2 separate regions of the Mus musculus genome follow, and region 1 is linked to region 2. A link is a loop called in an ENCODE intact Hi-C map of the cell type or tissue named here. Cell type or tissue: heart. All regions are shown on one strand.

Region 1 (8,000 bases), 60 kb before region 2:
TTCTGCCCAGAAGCAAATCTATGTAAGATAGCATGTCATTTTTCAATGTAATACTATGAAAACCATTCTAGTGCTCAGACACAATCAGCCATCCTGAGCCACACTCACAAATTGGTCTCCTGAAAAGGTTAGCAAGAATGCTATGTTGATACGGAGATATAAGCACCCAATTGTTATCACAGTGTTTGTTTGCATAAGTCAAACCCAGAGTAGTGAGATCATTCTCTATTCTTGGGACATTTTGTTGCAGTGGAAGACAGGCAGAGGATATGCTGCTGAATGCTACTGAATTAAAATAACTGTGGTATACCCAGAAAGACAGCAGGAATAGATAGGGACAGTGAAAGGTAAGTGATTAAACAAATCACAGGCGAAGGTCAGATCTTTTGGGGCCCAAATTTTGTGTTTTATCCAATAAAAAGCTTGCTTTAGGAAAGGAACTACAAAGCTCACACACTGTTCTTTCATATGGATGAGAGTCACTACAAGGACTGGAAGAAAGGACAAGTGCTCAGACTTAAAAGCTTAAACTTTTTTTGTTTTTTTCAAGACAGAGTTTCTCTGTGTAGTCCTGGCTATTCTGGAACTCACTCTGTAGACCAGGCTGGCCTCGAACTCAGAAATCCACCTGCCTCTGCCTCCCAAGTGCTGGGATTAAAGGAATGCACCATTACTGCCCAGCAAAAGCTTAAACTTAAATGTCAAAGCAGGTAGCTGAAACTGGAGGGTGCCCCTGTATGTGGCTTGGTCATTTAGAGTAGGATCCAAGGAAGAGTTTATTAACTGCTCTTTAGAGTAGTAGCAGAAAGGGTAGTAATATAAAATAGCCTCTTAGGGCAATAAAAAAATGCCCAGTGTGAGGGTCAGGTTGCAACTTGGCCATCTGTAGACTAAGGTCATAATACTGTTTTCTTGGTTCTGTTCCATAGTTTGTCCTATGACAATGTGCCAGTAAGAACTGTACAGAGGTCAACCCCTACATGTTCATTATCTTATATACCCAGGAAATGCCAATAGTTAACCTGTTGTCTCAAAGTATCCTCTCTCATCTTAGATATACAGAGCCTCATTTTATCATCTGGGCAGGATTTATACTGACCTCTGAGCTTTTATAAATATATGTAGTTCAATCATATTGGCTAGGGCTATACTTCAGTAATTGCCTAGTACATGAAGCTCTGGGTGTGATGACTAATACTGGAGGATGGGGGAGAACAAAAAGCCAACAGTATTCTTTTCTTCTTATTTCAATGTAACTAAATGTTGGGCCTAGGAAAACAGATCAGTGGAAGAGCCCTGCCTTCCATCCCCAACACAGCAAGAGACAGACACCCTTGACAGAGACTAGTACAATGCCTTTTGCATTACTTCCAACAATACTGATTCACCTTTGAGGAACACAGTGGCTAGAGACTGTGAAGGGAGAGGCAGCCAGAATCTCAGATGGACAAGGTGTCAAGAGCCGCAGTAAAAATTCTGAAAACACCTTGCTCTATAGGAACTGAACCCAGGTCCACAACTAGTGCTCTAACTGTTGAGTCATCCCTCCAGCCTTCTCCACTTTCATCAGAATAAGCAATTTCTTTCTTTTGTTGTTGCTATATAATCATTTGCATGTGTGTGTATGCAAATCTAGCTGCATAAGCTCCCACTTGCTGGATTTTCCTTCTGAATGAGATTTAAACTTTTTTTTTTAATTAAATGTTTATCTAAGCTTACAAGTTACAGTCCCTCATCAAGGGAAGCCAAGGCAGGAGCAGAAGCAGAGACTATGGAGGAATGCATTTAAAAAAAAAAAAAAAGAATTATTTATTTATTTTATGCATAGGAAGGAGTACATTGTAACTGTCTTCAGACATACAAGAAAAGGGCATCAGATCCCATTACAGATGATGAGCTACCATGTGGTTGCTGGGAATAGAACTCAGGACCTCTGGAAGAGTAGTCAGTGATCTAAACCACTGAGCCATCTCTCTAGCCCAAGATTTAACATCTTATAACTAAAGTGCATAATACCATTCTGCTTATCTATGTCCAATAATTAAGCTCAAAATCTGCCACAGAATATATGGAACACATATATTCCACAGAAGATATGAAGAATTTTCAACCAAGCTTTCCCTGTGTTCAAGTTTATGAATCTGTGAAATCAAACTAGCCATATCAGGGTCTAGGGAGATAGCTCAATGGGTAATGACACATACTGTAGTCAAGTCTGAGAACCGGACTTCTATTCCTGGAACACACATGGTAGAAAGAGTGAACTGATCCCATAAAGTTGTCCTAACCCCCCCCACCCACCTCTCTCTCATGCAACAACAACAACAAAAAAGAAATTGATCGGGGGGGGGGGGGGGGGGGGGAGGGAGAAATTGATCAGCCGGGCGGTGGTGGCACACGCCTTTAATCCCAGCACTTGTGGGAGGCAGAGGCAGGCGGATTTCTGAGTTTGAGGCCAGCCTGGTCTACAGAGTGAGATCCAGGACAGCCAGGGCTATACAGAGAAACCCTGTCTCGAAACAAACAAACAAACAAAACAAAAAAACAAAAAAAGAAATTGATCATACTGGTGAAAACACTGTTGGAGAAGGCTGGCGAGATAGCTCAACAGTTAAGAGCACTAGCTGCGGGCCTCAGTTCAGTTCCTAGCATTTACATAATGTCATAGTATGTGCCATTTCAAGGGCACTGGACATGCATGTGGTACAAACACAAAGGTAAAGCACTCATGCACATAAAATAAAAACTGTTAGAGACAAGGATCAAGGTTCAACCATTTAAAAGGAAATCAATAATTTTTATTATACAAATGTTTATAAATGATCACATTTGGTTAGAATTCTATTTCTCTATAAAATAACTAAATAAAACAGACTCTCTTTAATTCCTGTTCTACCCAGGGCAAGTGTGTCTTCCTATGAAGAGTTCCAACATAGACAAACACACCTGTAACAGGCCAGTTGACATTAGAAACTGAAAGTCACTGCAATATTCAGTAATATCTCCTAATTTGGGAAGGTATCAATTTTTAAAGGGGAGAAATTCAGAAATGGAGCAGGAACCAAGTTCTAAAAGGGAAGTCTGTACTCCAAGCATGAATACCTGGCCTCGAGAAATGAATCTATCAGTCAAAAAGCAGTTCCTTTGCCGCTGGATATAGGTAACATACAGAACTGGATCCCTAACTCATTCCAGGCAACTCAGTTCCAAATGTGAAGCAAAGTTCTCAAAGGTGATACTAAAAAATACCTCTACCAAAGGGGGAACAGAGGATGAAACCCTGAGTCAACCACTCAACCACTGAGCCACATAACATAAAGTATTTTGATAGTAGTATCCCTAAGCTGGCCTCAAACTTATAGCCCTCCTGCCTCAACTTCCTGAGCAGTGGTATTGCCCTAGAATTTCTTGAAAGGCATAAACGTGAAAGAGCAAGATGACTGACATACTCTGCCCTGAAGCACTGACAGGGCCATAAGTTGCTCAACGGTAAGGAGAGGGAACAGTCAGGAGGCTGTTTTAAGGATGAGATTAGTCATGAGTGTGAAAGTGCTGTAGTAGCTCCTGGCAGAGCAGGCTTTTGGCACTGGCTATTACTGAAATAGCTCGTGAGCTGTTCTTATTAAAGATCTCATCATTAGTAGATTCCAGATCATACTCACTTCTAAGCAAGCTACATAGAATCCAGAACAAAGGTAAAATTCTATAGTGAAGGTCACACTTTGAAAATTGGCTTTGCTGGGCAGTGCTGGCACATACCTTTAGTCCAAGATCTTGGGAGGCAGAGGCAGGTGGATTTCAGAGTTCGATGCCAGCCTAGTCTACAGAGTGAGTTCCAGGACAGCCAGGGCTACACAGAGAAACCCTGTCTCAAAAACCCAGAGAGAGAGAGAGAGAGAGAGAGAGAGAGAGAGAGAGAGAGAGAGAGAGAGAGAGAGAGAGAGAGAGAGAAAGAAAGTTGGCTTTGTGGCTTAGCCCATGGTCAAACAACCTTACAATCCTCACAATAAGCTCTAAACAATGTCAGGAAAGCATCTCCCCCAGCCAGCTGTCAGCAGACAGGAGGAGGCAGCAGATAACCACCTGCTGTATTTTTCTCTGCTGCTCTGAGTTGTCATTGCAAATCGGCTCCTGTGCAGCAGCTACAGGTCACACTGCTCTATATATTTGTTTCTCTCTACTAAGAAATCAGACTAAAATTACCTACTGGTAGAAGTTAACTGACCAGAAAATAACTAAAAGAAAATGTGAAAAGATTCATGAGGGACAGAGGGAAGTCAATTAAAGCATAGTACCTGACAAAGCATTTAACTGCTTTGCAAGTTTTCATTTGCAAATATATTAAAGATTGCTTTTTAAGTGGAAGCCAGCCTGGGCTACAAGGAAGACTTTGGAAATCCTAGGCAGGGCAGACAAGAGATAGACAGACACACATAACATCTAAGGGCAAAAGGCAGAGACAGGAAGACACAATAGCACACAGCAATATTCCAGAACATGGCGCAAAGAACAATGGTTTGAGTTCACTATGAACTTTCCAAATTCACCAGTTGTGACTCTGGGTTGCCCATGTGTCCTTTCAGAGCTTAAGTTTTTCACTCAGTTTATTTCCCTAAGACTGTTCTGAAAAGATGTTGAATATATTAAATTGGGGACTGGATATATACAGCAAGTATTAAGAGTACTACTTGGTCCAAGAGAGGTCCTGGGGCTTGAGCCCAACAAGAACATACACCAGGGGAGTGTTAGATTATGCCTAAGACATATAGCATGAAATAAAAATGACAGGTGATCACTGCTTTGGACTTAGCTCCTAGACTGGATCCCAACAGGACGAGGTTAAAAATGTCACACCTTTTGTTTCTCACCCTATTATGCAGACCTTGTTGGATTGGAACTCACAGATAACCACACGTCTCTGCCTAATAAGTGCTGTGCCTCTGTGATGGTTTGAATATGCTTGGCTCATGGGAAGTGACACTATTAGGAGGTGTGGCCTTGTTGTGGGAAGTGTGTCATATATATATTTTACGTTTCAAGATAATGTGCCTATATGTGTGGGTATGCACATTTTTGAGTGCAGCTGCCTGTGGCATCCAGAGGAGGGCATTCGATCCTCTGGAGCTAGAACTACAAGTGATTGTTGAGTTGCCTGATGTGGATGCGGGGAACCACATTCAGGTCCTCTGAAAAGACAGTTAAATGTTCTAAGTTTAATTTTTAAATTACATCTATTTATTATTTATTTTGTTTTTGTTTATGTGTTTGTTTTGAGACAAGGTTCCTCTGAGTAGCCCTGACTGTCCTGAAACTCACTCTGTAGACCAGGCTGTCCTCAAAGTCAGGGGTCGCCTGCTTCTGTCTCCTGAGTGCTGTGATTAAAGACCACTTACTTCTTTTGTTTGTTTGTTTTTTCGAGACAGGGTTTCTCTGTATAGCCCTGGCTGTCCTGGGCTCACTTTGTAGACCAGGCTGGCTTCGAACTCAGAAATCCGCCTGCCTCTGCCTACCGAGTGTTGGGATTAAAGGTGTGCGCCACCACGCCCGGCTGACCACCTACTTCTTATTCAAGTTCTGTCTGTCTGTCTGTCTCTGTCTCTGTCTCTGTCTCTGAGATTGTGGATATGTGTGTACCATGGGACATGTGTGGAGATCAGAGAACAGCTTGTGGGAGTTGATTCTTTTCTTTTATATGTGGGTTCTGAGGCTTGAAATCAAATTGGAAGGCTTAGCAGCAAACACCTTTACCTTCTGAGGCATCTTGTTAGCCCCTTCTCTGTCTTTAGAAGCTAGTCTTCCTGTGTTTGACTTACTGGAATGCGTATTCTACAGAATGAAATGCTTCATGATTCAAGAAAAGCCAACTGAGAGTAATACACCAAGTACTACATCTCTGCCTATGGCAAACAACAAGGGAACTTTTTCCTACCGCCTTACCTGGCCAGCAGGTCAGGTAAGGTCAGCTTCCCCCCCCCCCCCCCCCCCGCCTGCCCCCAATCCTGGACTCATATCATTATCTTCAATGCCAAGTTCTGGTGGAAATCTTATATTCTACACATTAAACAACACACATCATGTCCTTTGGAATGAAGAAAAAAAAAAAAAACCAAAACAGATGGAAATGGGGAAGTCTTTGTAATTCATCTGACATACACAGCTTTGTTAGGAGTGTGTCTCTTCTGAAAATAGCTCTTTTCCAGGGCAAGGTTTTATAGGGCAGATTGTGCCACTGCCTGTTGGAGCTGATGCTGAACACCTGCAGACCAAGTTTCACAGTTCTGCCAATACTTTATGTCAGAGATAGAGACAGCTTTGCTTTTGAATCAGAATTGGAGTATGGGCTTAATTTACATATTCATGAGGCAGTGGTGGTAGGGATTACGGTTGAATATTTGACTTTTAGAATATTGCCTCCAAAATCAAATCTGCATTTTTGCTTGTTTGTTTTTAAGACAAGATCTTACTTGATTTCAGGCTAGCATGGAAGTCACTATGTAGCTCGGCTTTTTTTCAGTATCTTCAGTGCTAACAAATACAGGTATTCAGGCTACTGTGCCTGGCTAAACTTGCAAATTATAATCCTCAGCGACTCATAATCTTGGCCTCAATTTAAGAACCACAAAGGAATATGTTCCATAGTTAGTAAGCAGTAAACTCAAGCTATGCTGGTTGGTCATGTGGGCTTGTGTTTTTCTGCCTGTGTGAGGCAGGACATCGAAGAGCATAAGTTCCTGTCTTAGGAGACAGGGTGCTTTGCTTTCAGTTTAGTATCAGCACTTTGAGGCTGGATTTGGCCATTAACTCTCTCACACTTCATGCCTATCAAAAACAAGGAAACCAGTAGTCTCCCAGCACTTGTATAGAAGACATAGCTTTTCAGGATCATGCTTTCCATCCATCTACACTTTCTCATAGCAGTAACAGCTTAAGTACACCTGGCCAGATTGCTCTCTCCTGTGCACCTCTGACTTTTGGCGTGAGCACTTCACTGTGAAGCGGATGGATGATTTGTACTTGTTCTGACAGTTGATCAATAGCTCCTATACTCCACCTGCATTAGGATTCAAAGCCAGAACAGCTAAACAATTACTCTCCCACTGAGCCACATTTCCTCCTATAATATTCTTAGCATGCAGGCATCAAGTTTCTAAACTGACCCTTGAACGACATTCACATGGGGTTGAACAGTTCACTTCTGTGTATCTTCAATATATGTTACTTTTTCTATTTGTTGTCGAAGAGGGATCGTTCTCTTTAAGTCTGCTACTCATCTATCTATCTCTTTCTTTCTTTTCTTTTCTTTTCTTTCTTTTTTTTTTGAGACAGAAACCTGTGTAGCCCTGGCTGTCCTGGGACTCACTTTGTAGACCAGGCTGTCCTCGAACTTAGAAATCTGCCTGCCTCTGCCTCCCAAGTGCTGGGATCAAAGGCGTGCGCCAGCACTTTCCAGTCCCACAGTTGCTTTTCTAGACAACAGAATAAAGTGATTACCCATCTCCAGCTGATGTCCATGCCTGCTTTAACAACTATCTTTACACTTCTGCAGTTGGTGTTTGTATCTGTTTTAACAACTTTCTCTATATCTGAACATGGTTATCTGTGGCTTTAAAGATCCTAGAAACATTAACTACTTTGATTATACCCCTTCTTTTGCAACATAATGGCTAGATTTGCTTATTTTTCCCTCAGACAGGAACATAAAGGACATAATCTCAGTTATTTGGTGCAGGAGCTCTAACCTGGGACCTTGCACATGCTAAGCCAGTGCTCTATCACTGATCTAGCTGTAGTCCTTTTTATAAATCTTCACTTGAGATCTCACCAAGTTGCACAACCATTTCTGAGATTTAAAATGAAGTTATCTGTACTTTCTAACAGGTGTAAGAAATCACCAACATTAAGGCACCAGAAGATTTTAGGGAAGGCATACTGATATCAATTAAAATGACAAGAAATTTTAATTATTCAAATGTCTGAAAAAGCAAGCTGAATGCTTGTCT
Region 2 (8,000 bases):
GTATGCCACTATATACATACAGCCAAAAAAAATTCAATAAATGACTTCTGAAGAAAAAATAGTTTTTACTGAAAATTCAAGTTATTATGAATAATCCATATTTTTAGAGAATAGCTATAACTCCAAAGTTTCTTTTGCTGACAACAAACTGGTAGCAAAACAGGACACTATGAAATGTGGAAAGGGTATTTGTGGACTAAAATATCATTAGTTGCTTTATACACCTAGATTGTTCTCAGCAAATCAACAACAAAACTGGGAAGGACCTTGGCACCAAACCTTAGTATTCCCTTTAAGGGCAAACTCAAGGCATAACTGCACATATTTTCTGGGTTTCCACCATATGAAAGACTTACATATAACAAAGTTCTCAGATGGAATGGGAAGAAAATCTGGTATGGCGGCAAGAGAAATCATCAAGATTGAAGGTACATAAAGTACTCTGAGTGCTTAGCATGGTGTTGCACACCTATAATCTCAATTCCAGAAGGAACTACCAGGTAGACAGGAATGGAGAAAGGGAAGGAGGGCATCTCTGAGGTTAACCACTTTGAATGAAAATATGAAACCTGAACTAAGTGGAATCTATTCAGAGTGTGTCTAAAAGGTAAAGCTGACAACAAGCATTGCCTTATTTGTTTTTCTTTCATGTAATAAAGCTAAAAAAATTATATATGTTTACATAAACAAAGAATTAAAAAACAAAAACATGCTACCTTTGGATGTAGGGCTGTGATTGCCATAAAAAGATATGGTTGGAAGCAAAATCTCATTTATATTTTTTTTTTACTTTTTCAATGCTGAGAAATAGTTATCACTCAAAAGTAAAATCAAAAGGCACTGAAACATCAATCAACTTATGAATCAATAGGAGAACTAAGTGAAATTCCCACACTGGAAGGTGCTAGATCATTTTGGCTCATCTAGGAGATGTTGAACAGTTTCCTTAGTGAATTTCTCTTTAGTAACGTACAGGGGGGGAAACTAGCAAGGAGGAAAATGATCTGAAATAGCAAAGAAGCTGGGATCTGCTCAAGGAGCTCAGCAAACACACTTTCTCGGGATAAAGAGTTCTTGTTTGTTCTGACATCATGTAGTCCTGTTTGGTCTAGAACTAGCTACCTAGAATAGGAAGCCCTTGAATTCACAGAGATCTGCCTGTGTCTGCCTTCCAAATGCTAGAAATGAAAGGTACTAAGAGAGATGAGCTTTACTCCTCCTGTACCTTTATGTTTCCCTTCTTTTTTTCTTAGCCCATCGGTGAACAATGAATAGTCTACAGGAATCACATGGCAAGTGAATTCAGGATCAATAGACATGGAGGTTAAATCCACCACAAACCTTTACAAATATTTCCTTCCACAAATTTTCTGACACAAATTCCTATTAAAACACTGAGATATTAAGAAAATTATATTCTTGTACACGATTCTTTTTGATTAGCAAAACTACTTGTATGGTAGAGCAGAGGTAGTGAGGTCTTTAAATCTCAGTGAGCATGGGAAAAATTCAGTGACATTCTATTCAGGTTCTTCCTCATGCTCAAAGTGCCTTACAAATGGTGCTCACCACTGAATACCACTGAATCAAGGGCACACATTCCCTAAGGCTTTTTCACAACCATTTATAACAAGAACTGAAAACACCGTTAAGGTGAGTGGAAGAACTGCTCTGCTCACCCTGATTCTATGTAGACTGTACTCCCATCCCTTCCCTGATTCTCTATAGTAGACTGTGCACCCATCCTTCACCAATTATATGTAGACTGTGCTTTCTTCCCGTCCCTGATTCTACGTAGACCGTGCTCCTACCCCTAAGTGCCCCTGTGTAAGTACGTCACAGTAACACACAATAATCACTGAGGAGTAGTTAAAGCTAAAAATAATAACCTGGAGAGAAGCATCAGCAGCAAAATATCCAGAATAGAGTTATATTCTAGTTAAGTGATTATTGTTTGGCCTTAGCTGTTAAGACTTTCCTATGCAGCAGTGTCACAAAAATCCCTATAGCATCTACTTATTACATGTACCAAATCTTTGAAAATACACCACTAAAGAATACTGAAGGAATAACACAGGATTCTTCTTCATATTGTTTAGGAGAAATGGCGGCCTTCTGTGCCTCCACATGCAGGCACACAGGATGGAAGACACATTTCAATATTCCTAAAGTCCCCGCCAGGTTGACACATGAGGCTCACACAGCTGAGGCTGGGCAAGTGTGGAGCTCCTTCTGCTTCAGTCACACTGCTGTCACCTGTGGGCAGCTAACATTTCCTCTCAGGATCCTAACACATTGCAAGGTTGATAATTCTGATTATCAGTCAAAAAAAGTTAAGAATGTCTACAGATGGACTGTTTGTTTATACTTCTGTCTACAGGGAATGAACTGTGGCACAATTTAGCCACCAACTGCCATGTCTTTAAAATAAAGCCTATGAAGAACACAATGGTTTCTGAAATAAAGTTCACCTCTTACCTTCTCTTTCCACACAGCCTCTGCATTAACTAAGGATAGAGCTAAAACTACATACGGGCCCGCACCCACGAGAGCCCACCGATAAAAACTACCTTTTCTTAAAGGGCACTACACTTTTTTATTTTATATTTGAAAGTGTTCCGTGAAACTGACTTTTTAGAACTCTCTAAAGAGCTGCTCCACCAGCTTCCCTGGAAGGCTTCCTACACACTCTACTAGGTATCTAAGTCTCTACACAACCCCTCACCTTTAAGATTTTCCTGTGGCTTTTGGCTTCTTCAACTGTTTTGTGCTTTTTTTTTTTTTTTTTTTTTTTTTTGAGTTTAGTGAAATTTGTATGAAAGTCCTGATTCCACAGAGCAGGCAGGCTTTCTTCTGTTGATTTACAAGCTATTATTTTGCTAATTAAATATATACATCTGACCTACAATTACTACCTACCCACATTCTTCTGAAACTGTCAGGGGTAAATATGACAAGTTGGTCCAGATTTGAAGATGACAGCTACAGTTTTAGGGGCATACAGCCTGGGGCTGGCAGTGCAGGCAACCTTCAGCTTTGTGTCCATCAGATCAAAGAACAAAAGGCAGAGCTTCCTCCCCAGACCTTCCTTAGCACCAGAGAAAGGCAGGCTTGACATAAAAGTCCCATCAAAAAAGGAAACCCTGCAGAAGCCAGAGTTCCCAGTAAGACACACCAGAAAACTGACCCACCTTGGAGAGCTGCCGCCTGAGGCTAAAGCGCTGGACCATGGTCGTGAGGATCTCCTAACAAAGCGATCTACCCAGAAAGGGTGTCTTTTTCTTCTTTTATTAAAACACAGCTTCTTGGGGGAAGTCACTGGCGGCACATTTGAAGGCTGACAGAGTTCGATGCATTCCCCAGGAGTCTCAGCAAACTTGGAAGCACTTCATTGTTCTGCGGAGACAGCACAGCCTAGGAGCGGCAGGCGGGGCGGATCCCAGCCCAGTGCCAGGCTCTCCCCGCACTTCCTGTGTCAGCTGGAGGGTCCAGCCGTAAGGACCACCCCTTCCCCTCCCGCCAACCTTCAGGCAGGGTGCCGGGTACCACCTGAGCCTCCGGTCTTTGCTCTTGAGGCGGAGGCTAGAGGTGGGTGGCACCTGCCGGTATGGCAGCATCTGCTGCCCGGTTCGAGAGTCAGAGCCCGGCCTCCACCCAGGTAATCCCTGAGAATAGAAGGGGATGGTGGCGAGGGGGAAAAAGGAGGTGGGAGCGCCAGCCGCCACCAGCTCCAGCTCCAAACGGAAACTCCTCCCAGCTGACTCGCAGCTGTGCGGCTTTGTCTAGTATAATTGGCCGAGCCTTTCCTCTTATTCACCGAAAGGCTCCAGTGGGAAGGAATGTCAGGTGCAGGGAGCATACTTGGACGGTGACTACAACTCCGGGCTCAAGTTAAAGGGTAAGGCGGCCTCCAGAGGTGAATGCCTCTCTTGTTGGAACAAAGTATTTTAAAAAACTGGCGCACAAATCAAATAGACCAGCTTAGAGTGCATCTATTCAAATAAAGGGAAACGGAAAGTGACAACCTCAGGGGAGATCCAAAGATCGCTGGCCACTCTTCTTCCTCTAAATGAGCCAGCCTCTTCTTCCAAATGAGGACAGAACTTGGTATCCACGGGTTTAGTGCCTACAGTGCTCTCTATTTCTGTGTGCAGGACTAGGACCTGTACTAGGTTTGTGGCTTTGGTAGGTGTAAACTCCAGATGTACAATCAGAAGTCACATCTACTGTCCCACTGACTTCTCAAAACATCCCTTTCAAGTTTGTGCTAGAGGACTTTTCAGACAAATTAGGAACCTTCTCTAAAACCTCAATATAATTATTATATGTTATTATATTCTTCAGTCAAGAAAAGTGGAAAAATTAATTTGAAAACAAAATCAAGTTTCTTGCAAGGCTATTCTTAATTACTCCAGTTCCCTGCACTGGCTTCCAATTACTTACAAATAGAATGCAAGATGCTCTCATCTCATTCTACAGAGACATAGTATCTTTGACATCACTGACAAGTTACACCAAATTTAAACCAAGGCAGGCTCCAAAAACATAAATCTTGCCTCTTAAAAGTCATAAATACAAAAGGGTTTTCCTGCTTAAAAAAATAATATAAGTTTCAAAGCTTAAAAGTAACAACTTAGAGCAACTATGACTAATAGTGGAAAATGGCCCATATTTATGATGTAGAGTATGCAAAATAACCTGAATCTGAAACAAACAGATTAAAACAGTGGTTCTCAACCTGTGGGTCATGACCCCTTTGGGGATTGTGAGACCCTTTCACGGGGTCACATATCAAATATCCTGAATATCAGATATTTATTACATCATGATTTATAACAATAGTGAAATTACAGTTATTAAGTAGCAATGAAAATTATGCTTGGGGGGTCACCATAATATGAGAAATTGTATTAAAGGGGTAGAGCAGCATTAGCAAGGTTGAGGCATACTGGATTAAAATAATTTCAAAGTGCAAAGTTAGTTGGCTTAGAGTGAACTTCTGCAGAAATTGCTTTTTCTTCTCACAGAAAATGAAATAGTCTCTGGAGCTGAACTTGGTGACCCATCACCTCTAATCCCAGCACACTCAGGAGATGGAACAGAGAGGATCATGAGCTAAAGTCAATTTGGACTGTACAGTGAGATCCTGTCACCAAGGAAAAGGAAAAAATAGTCTGCTTGGAAAGAGGTGTGTGTGTGTGTGTGTGTGTGTGTGTGTGTGAGAGAGAGAGAGAGAGAGAGAAAGAGAGAGAGAGAGAGAGAGAGAGAACGAACATGTGTGTCAGGAAACATGGTGATCTAAAACCAAGCCCATATTACAGTTTTAAGATTCTTTCTATTCAAAAATAGAAATGGAACCAGGTAAAAAAAAAATGTCAAAAGACAACAGACAGTACACATTAGGTATCAATCATGAACAGAGGAGGGGAGGAGACTAGAGATTAAGTTCACTGTTAAAGCATCCAGCACTGGGTAGCACTGGGTAAATAAAAAGGGAGAGAATAAGAATCTTAATTGAACTGAAAGGAATGTAAATGCTTAATGTTCCAAAATATAAGACTTAGGGTTAAAAAGATCAAACTTGATTGCCTTTCTTGTGGAAACTCATTTGTTTGCCTAGTAAAATAAAGCCTAATTGCTTTGATGCAACTAATTATGTTAAAATATCATTATGAATGAATGTGAAACCTAGTCCTTAGTTTAAAAAGTAAAATCTTAACTACCTGAGCCACTAGGGAAAAAAAAAAAATCTCCAAATCTGGCTTATTTTGTTCTGGTTTGTTTTGGTTTTGTTCTTGTTTTTTTTGTTTTTTTGTTTTTGTTTTTGGATGAATAGACTATAACAAAGGTAACAAAATAACATCAAGAGAGACACAAAAGACCACAGCTTTATAGTCAATCTCAATCTCTCTCTCTCTCTCTCTCTCTCTCTCTCTCTCATATTCTAGTACTCAATTAACAATGCCCTTCTTTTTGTAGATTGTGAAAAAAAATCGGCAACACTTAACTATTTCTGTGGAAAAAGAGAAGAGTCCTCCATAGGATCACTAGAGCCCCACACCCTTTGTGAACTAGTTAAAGGGATGAACTCAGTTCCTGGAGCAAAAGGTGATGACTATGTTAATGACCATCACAGTATGTAAATACATTCCAAATGGTTCAGATATCTGGAAAAACACAGACTCCATAACTAGATTATAGCCCATCAGGAGTAAAGAAGATGAGTATCAGTCATTTAGCAATTTTGTTTTCTGCTTGTCTTTGAAATTTCTGCCCCAACTCTCAATATTTTTCTCTTACTTGTCAAATAATCTACTTCTAAAGCTGGCAATAGTCTTTGTGTATATCCTCAGTTTGGCTAAAAAAAACTTGTAGATTTTTATTACTTTGTAGAAAAAAAACGGATTCCTTTTGAATCACACTTAAACACCACCCTTATAAAGGCAACATGTAGCTTTAGTTGTTTTTCTATTCACGTGTAAATATATATCAAGAAACAAAGAAAGTAGATGGGCATAGCATATGCTTTAATCCCAGAACTTGGAGAGGCAGGGCACATAGATCCTAGTGAGTTTAAGGCCACTCTGCTCTCCCCAGTAAGCTCAGGAACAGTTTGAGAACTTGAACTTCCACATTCTACGTTACAGGGGAGTTATCTAAGCCGGACACACCTAACGTACTTTAGCTATGTACTTTACCACTTTGGTGTCCTGTCTTAGAGTTCTGTGAAACAAATTGTATTCTTCCAACTCCACTGCAGATTTTAACCAGCCTTTTGTGAAAATCTAGTAGAACTAACTGCAGAGCCAATTATCAATCAATCAATCAAATTGTAAGAGCATAATTATTCAATGTAAGACTTTATTATGCAATACACATCATTTCAGAGCAAGGACTTCTGGATGCCATACATTTAGGAATGGGATGAAACACTCTTAGGAGCGTTCAATCTGGGACAATGGTGCTACCAGGGATAGGAGGTATAAACAGTGATGAACTTTGGTATATAAAAAGTCTGGAAGTTTGAATATTCAAGTTTCTCTAAGAATTTTGTAAATGAATGAGAGCAAAAGTAGTTCATGAGACAGACAGTTTATTCTGGCATAGGTCTGTGATCCCAGCACTAGGGGGACTGAATCTAGGAGGGTCAAAAGTTCAAGTTCAAGACCAGCCTGAGCTATGTGAGACCCTACTCAAAAGGAGAAAGGCAGGGGGTGGGGGCGGGGGGCACAAGAAAAGACAGAGGTATGAAATGGTTGTTAAATATCTGTAGAATAGGAATGTAAATGCTAATAAAATTTACTAATTTTAAATTTGTACACATATGTAAACTAATTTCTAAAAACTATTCCAAAAGAAATATGATTCTTCATTATCTGGTTTTCAAGCAAAGGATGAAATCGATATTTAGAAATCTTCATCAATAATGCTACCAGTTGTAGGGTTTCTTATGCAATCCAAGCTCTGAGGTGATACTGATTTTTGTTATGTAAAAACAAATTTGCTGTGATAATCTCCTAATAGGTAACAGATACCTGAAGCAAATTAACTTCTGTAATTTGTAAAAGGCCAAGAAACTGTCAGTTTTAAACAGCCCTGGAAGAAGCACAATTCATTAAGCTGTAAGAAGTTAAATTATGTTCATAGCCAAAAAACTCCCAAAAAACCAAACCAAACCAAACCAAACAAAAACCAAAAACCAACCAACCAACCAAAAACACCCTGAGAACCTAATAGCAGCTAAGTTAAGGAGCAGCCACACTTACTAGGTTAAGTTAGTTCTTTTTTTGTTTTTTTGTTTTTTGTTTTTTGTTCTTCGAGACAGGGTTTCTGGCTGTCCTGGCTGTCCTGGAACTCACTTTGTAGACCAGGCTGGCCTGGAATTCAGAAATCCGCCTGCCTCTGCCTCCCAAGTGCTGGGATTAAAGGCGTGTGCCACCACCAGGTCAAGTTTTTATGTTGATCTCTACATGTTATTTAAGATACATTGAAACATTTGG

The links. A loop is a pair of places that touch in the nucleus more often than their neighbours do. Peaks named below come from ENCODE experiments on the same cell type or tissue, not always from the same donor. Only the 100,000 strongest peaks of a DNase experiment are listed, where the experiment ranks them.
Region 1: a loop joins it to region 2, with 2.1 times the contacts of the local background. A loop is called at or near these places in 4 of 42 quality-filtered maps.

The regions. Positions count from the first base shown.
Region 1 is chr6:116,044,039-116,052,038 of GRCm38, forward strand. All of the region lies in intron 3 of Tmcc1 (transmembrane and coiled coil domains 1), which reads right to left. Among named protein-coding and RNA genes, the nearest start is that of Plxnd1, 53 kb to the left of the region's middle. In heart, a CTCF peak has its summit at 4,066; no DNase peak of the experiment used is centred here.
Region 2 is chr6:116,104,121-116,112,120 of GRCm38, forward strand. All of the region lies in intron 3 of Tmcc1 (transmembrane and coiled coil domains 1), which reads right to left. Among named protein-coding and RNA genes, the nearest start is that of Tmcc1, 85 kb to the right of the region's middle. In heart, a CTCF peak has its summit at 3,881; DNase peaks (open chromatin) are centred at 3,481 and 3,631; H3K4me3 peaks cover 2,280 bases; H3K27ac peaks cover 1,321 bases.